Regions from separate parts of the Homo sapiens genome. Here region 1 is linked to region 2. Evidence: chromatin loops called from intact Hi-C (ENCODE). Cell type or tissue: heart left ventricle. All regions are shown on one strand. Links, peaks and the distances in the headings refer to the core of each region. The heading gives the core; the rest is flanking DNA.

Region 1 (2,912 bases), core at 135-2,634, 470 kb after region 2:
CCAGGATTTGCATCCAGATCCAAAGTGTATGGTTTTATACACTATTCTATACCTTTGCCTCCAAAAAAATCCAACAAAATCATAAACAGCTGTCTTTGTTTCTTTGGTTTTTTTTTTTTTTTTTTTTTTTGAGATGGAGTCTTGCTCTGTTGCCCAGGCTGGAGCGCAGTGGCGCGATCTTGGCTCACCACAACCTCCGCCTCCCAGGTTCAAGTGATTCTCCTCCCTCAGTCTCCAGAGTAGCTGGGACTACAGGCACGTACCACCACGCCCGGCTAATTTTTGTATTTTTAGTAGAAACAGGGTTTCACTATGTTGGCCAGGCTACTCTCGAACTGACCTCGTGATTTGCCCACCTCGGGCTCCCAAAGTGCTGAGATTACAGGCGTGAGCCACCACGCCCAGTCCAGCTGTCTTTGTTTAATATCTATTATGCCCAGATACTCCGAGGCACTAAATGTACAATAAAAGAAATAGACGCAAACAGCCTTATAAGACATATGACCCACTTCACAGTGGTCAGCTCAAGGAGAGGACACCCCTTCCCTGGGCCACTCTGCCCCCCTGCTCTCAGTTTCCTTGCCTTGCCCACCTTCCCTACAGTGCCCTCCAAACACCCTGCTCCACAGCCTTCCACATGCTGGCTAAGCTACAACTTGAATTCCAAAACCAGAATGATGTCGGCATCATTGTAACACACCCAGATATTTGAGGAAGAAGATTCAAAGCTAAACAGCCCAGGAAAGAGACAAAGACTAGGGAGGTTTCCAGGGCCTGAGAAAGCCTTTTGTGGGTAGGGCTGTGGTACAGGCACGGGGAGGTGGACTCTAAAAGAACCACTTCTTTGGTGTACCTCCCTCTATTCTCCCCTCTCTCCCAATGCTAGCAAGGCCTCCGGGTCTTTAAGAGGGGAAGGGGGAAGCAGGTGAACGCTTCTCGACTTCCAGAACACGGGGGAAAATGCCTCTGGCATTAAACAAAGCCTTTTTATATTTAATGCCAGCCCGGGATTTTCAGAAAACTTTCCCCAAGAGTCACTGAATGTGTGTGCACAAAAAATTACACACCAGTGTCTAAGCAGAGTTGGATGCAGAAACACGCACTTGTGCACGCTGAAACATCCAGCTGGGTCCACGCAGCCGCGGCTGCCCGCGAACCGCGTGTTCATCTGCGTGCTCGCACGCTCGGCGGGACTTGTTGCACGCTCGGGTGCAGCCCGGGCTGGGGGAGTAGGCTCCCCCAGGAATTCCAGAGCCACGGGGGGTGGGAGGAGAAGGAAGCCGTCGCAGCGGGGGTGGGAGGAAGGAGAGGGGAGGAGGGCGAGAGAAGAGGGAGCCCCCAAGCTGGAAGAACAGGGCGCAGGCCCGAGGCCGGGGGCTCCGAGGCCCCGGTCCCCAACTGAGGAGCCGCCCAGCTGGCCGAGTAGGGGAGGACCGAGCGGCGGGAGGCAGGAGTGAGATCAGAGGGTCGAGGGGCCAGCCCAGGGGGCGGGAGGGGGCAGGGACACAGGAGGGAGCTGGGCGGGGGCCGCTTAAGGGTCAGGGTGCGGCGTGGCGGGCGAGGGGCGGGAACGGCTGGCTAGGGTTGTTCCCAGGGCAAGCAGCTGGAGACCCGCCCCGGGAGGCGTCTGAGAGGGCCGGGAGGACCAGCGGTCAGCGCGGGAGCTCGGGCGCCCCCTGCCGCCAGGCCTGGGCATGGGCCCCGCAGGCCTTGGAGATCCTCTCCAGCCGGGATCCGAGAACCCAAAGCCCCGCAAACTGCGCAGGCCCAGTAGGGGCTCGCAAACCGGGGGCCCCAGGGTTCTCACTGGCCAGCATACTTGTGTAGAACTTTGTTTTTTCTTTTTGGAGACAGGGTCTCACTCTGCCGCCCAGGCTGCAGTGCAGTGGCACAAACACAGCTGACTGCAGCCTTGACTTCCCTGCCTCAAGCCATCCTCCCACCTCAGCCTCCTGAGTAGCTGGGATTACAGGCGCACGCCATCACGCCCGGCGTTTTTTTGTTTGTTTGTTTGTTTGTTTGTGTTTTGTTTTTTGGGTTTTTTGTTTGTTTGTTTGTTTTACAGGCAGGGTCTCCCTATGTTGCCCAGGCTGGTCTTGAACTCCTGAGCTCAAGCGATCCTCCCACCTCGGCCTCCCAAAGTGTTGGGATTACAGGCATGAGCCACCGCACCTGGCCTGTTTTGTTTTTTGTTTTTTAACATGAGTCCCAGTCTTTGTAGCTGGAGCCTGGGCTCTTTAGGTCACCACATCACTCCCCAAACACCCCGCTGTAAACCCAGCCCTTCTTTCAGTCGCTCACCCAGCCCCTGAAGGCATCCCCTGCTCTAATCTTGGGAGTCAGATACACCTAGGTCCTGGGTTCCAAAATGAGCTGGGCTCCTCTCAGACTGTGTCTCCCTGAGGGAGCACCATCTGTCAAATGGGCCAATTATACCTACTCTCTCAGGCTGCCTGGGGGTTTCCCAGGGAAACACAGGTAGAAGCTTCGCCTTGAGTCAGTGCCTCCCCTCAAATAAATTGGGGTGAATATTGGGCATTCACAGTGAAGACAGGCCCAGCCAATATGATGTTCAAGAAAGCAGGTGATGCTGAGACTCAGAGCAGAGAACATTAAACCTCACAGCTGGCCAGAGGCAGAGGTGGCGCCCAGACTCACATGCTCCAGCCCCCAACCTGGGGAAACTTTCCACTGTCTCAGTCCTGAAAGCCAAAGGGTTTGTTTTCCAAAGCCAGGTTCAAGCATCTAAGTCAAAAGCAGCTTCCAATTGCTTTTCCATCCTCACTTCACTGGGCACCTTTTTAATGTGCCAAGCCCTTTACCTAAGAGAATGCTGCCTATATGCCCACTGCCCCACTGCTCAGATAGCTAAGACAAGGCTCAGTGACGGAACCTACCCCAGCCACCCAGCC
Region 2 (2,912 bases), core at 95-2,594:
ATTTCTACTTATCCAAGACATCACTAAGAGAGTGAAAAGGCCAGCAACACAAGCAAGAGAAGATATTTCTTCTGACAACATATCTGACAAAGGACTCCTATCCAGGTGATATATTTTTAACTCCTATATATATTGGTAAGAAAAAGGCAGGTCACTCAGTGGAAAAAATAGGCAAAAGCTTCTATTAGTATAGAAACTTCACAAAAGAGGATAGCCAAGTGACCAATAAACATAAAAAATGTCATTAATCATCAGGATATGCAAGTTATAAAACACGATGCAGAATCACTACGCACACACTAGAATGGCTGAAGACTGGCAATGGCAAAGCCCATTGGTGAGAATCTGGAGCAATCAGAACTCTCACACTCTTGCCATTGCCCTGCAGGTTGGCACAACCACTTAGGAAAACTGGGAGCATCCAGTAAAGTTGAATATACACTCCTCTATGGTCTGGTATTTCCTATGCATACATACTGAACAGAACTGCATGCACATGTGCACCAATAGATGTAAGCACCAATGGACGTGTGCACCAATAGACGTGTGCACCAATGGATGTGTGCACCAATAGACGTGTGCACCAATAGACGTGTGCACCAATGAACGTGTGCGCCAATAGATGTGTGTGCCAATGGACGTGTGCGCCAATAGACGTGTGCGCCAATAGATGTGTGTGCCAATGGACGTGTGCGCCAATAGACGTGTGCATCAATAGACGTGTGCGCCAATGAACGTGTGCATCAATAGACGTGTGCATCAATGGACGTGTGCGCCAATGAACGTGTGCACCAATAGACGTGTGTGTTAATGGACATGTGCGCCAATGGATGTATGAACCAATGGACGTATGCGCCAATGGACGTGTGCACCAATGGACGTGTACACCAATAGACGTGTGCGCCAATGGATGTGTGCACCAATAGACATGTGCTAACTTTTGCAGCAACTTTATTCTATATAACCAAGAACTGGAATCAACCCAAATATCCATCAGTCAACAGTAGAAAGCATATCTTGCAGTATAATCATGCAATGGAATACCGCATGAAAACAAGAATGACCAAACAATACGGATGCATTATACACAACGTATTCTGCAAAAGTAGCAAAATACAAAAAAGAACACCTGTGGAGTTCCATTTATACAACCTTCAACCCAGGCCAAAAAAAAAAAAAAATAGAACCTAGACCTAATCTATAGTGTTGGAAGTCAGGATGGTGGCTATCCTTGGAAGAGGGGGTATGTGATCCACCGGAGGCCAGTTAGCTTAGAAAATTCATTGAGCTGTGCACTTGGGATTTATGCCCTTTATATGGGTATATTGTACTTTAGTTAAAAGTACATTTTAAAAAGAAATATACTAAGTGTTTTTTGTTTAAAAAAAAGTTCCGGTTTCGTTTGCTAAAAACAATAGGCTCCTCAATGGTGAAGCTATTCTAGTTCCTTCCACCTCCCAGAGGCAGAGGCTAAACCTAAGTCCCTTAAGGCCTGGCGCATGTCCTCCAGGTGTGCAATGACTGTGGCAGGGCGTGGCCTTGTGCAGCTGCTGGAGTAAATTTCTCCCCTTCCATTTCTTTCCCTCCTCTTGCCCTTCCCCTTCCCCTTCCCTTCCTGCGCCACCAGGTGGGGCTCTATCACAGCAGAAGGCTACTCTCCTGACGGTGTCCACGCTGTCTGGCCCGGCTGCTGGCAGAGCCGTCAGCCTATCCAAGGGGAAGCCGGGCCCTCGAGCCTAAGCCTCGGGTAGATGAACACAAGCCCAGCTACTCACTAACATCACTTTTCTGAGACTTCAATTCTTTTCCTCCAAATCGGGGCAAGAAATGCAAGTTAAAATAACCATGAGGTACCACTCTATGAGACTGAAACATGTTAGAAAGCTAGGGAAGGCCAATGTTGGCACAGACGTGGAAACGAAGGAAGCTTCATGCCTTGCAGTAGGAGTGTGGGCCACTGCAGCCGCTCTAGGTTAAATTACACATGGACACTGCAGGGACCTAGCAAGCAGCCCCACTCCTGGACGTATATTCCAAAGTTCTATCCCAGGAGATCTATTTAAGGACACTAGCACTGGCAGGAATGTCTGGGTGCTGGTGGATGGCAAAACAAGGTGAGTGAAAAAGATGGGAAACAGGATGAGAAGGGACACTCTAGTCTTAACACAAACTGAAAATACACACATACAACAACACACTGCTTACAAGAACACATGCAAATACATTCAGACAGCTGGAAAAGGATTGGGAAGGGAAGAAGGAAGAAATGAAGGAAGGAAGGGAGGAGAAATAAAATGTGAAAGAAAATACCAAGTTTCAAGTGTTGGCGTGAAAAGAAGAATCCAAGGGAAGTTTCAAGAGTCTCTAGCACTTAGCAGGCACCCAGGAAATTTTCATTTTCTACATGTGCCTTTAAGCACTAACATTTATTGAGTGCCTACTGTGTTTTAGGCAATGTGCCAGGCTTCGTAATACAGTAATGAACAAAGACCAAAAAATGAAAATTCCTGCCACTGTAGTAGCTTTGAGACTTATTCCACAAACTTGAGTATAGGAGAAATGGCAGAGCCCCCTAAATCAAATCACTAAAAATCTGATTTCATGCCCCTGTTGAGCTGGACTGGTGGAAATTCAATTTCCATCCCTTAGTGGGGCTCCGTCTCTTACACCCCCAAGGTCCTGGACAGAGCAATACCTTGGGGTAGGTGCCAACCTATACTGGTCACTGCTGAATTGCTGCAGGTCACAGCCCAAAAAGTTCACAAAGTCTCCACTCACAACAACCACTTCTCTACCCCCTACCCCCACCACTGCCATGCTTTCTTCTGAGGCTTATGCCTTCCTCTCACCCCAGTTCTCACCTCAAAGAGCATGGGCTTCCAGACCAACACAGGCAGGCTGTCTGCAGATCC

What was found. Peaks named below come from ENCODE experiments on the same cell type or tissue, not always from the same donor. Only the 100,000 strongest peaks of a DNase experiment are listed, where the experiment ranks them.
Region 1: a loop joins it to region 2, with 15 times the contacts of the local background. A loop is called at or near these places in 32 of 110 quality-filtered maps.

The regions. Positions count from the first base shown.
Region 1 is chr16:49,875,165-49,878,076 of GRCh38, forward strand. No RefSeq gene overlaps it. Among named protein-coding and RNA genes, the nearest start is that of ZNF423, 21 kb to the left of the region's middle. RefSeq lists a silencer at 1,593-1,752. In heart left ventricle, for the core only: CTCF peaks have their summits at 1,688 (motif pointing left) and 1,890; a DNase peak (open chromatin) is centred at 1,627; H3K4me3 peaks cover 896 bases; H3K27me3 peaks cover 1,579 bases.
Region 2 is chr16:49,406,488-49,409,399 of GRCh38, forward strand. It overlaps LOC105371244 (a long non-coding RNA gene), which reads right to left. Exons shown (of 8, transcript XR_001752167.2): 7 at 2,862-2,912. Among named protein-coding and RNA genes, the nearest start is that of C16orf78, 34 kb to the left of the region's middle. In heart left ventricle, for the core only: a CTCF peak has its summit at 1,619 (motif pointing right); a DNase peak (open chromatin) is centred at 1,664.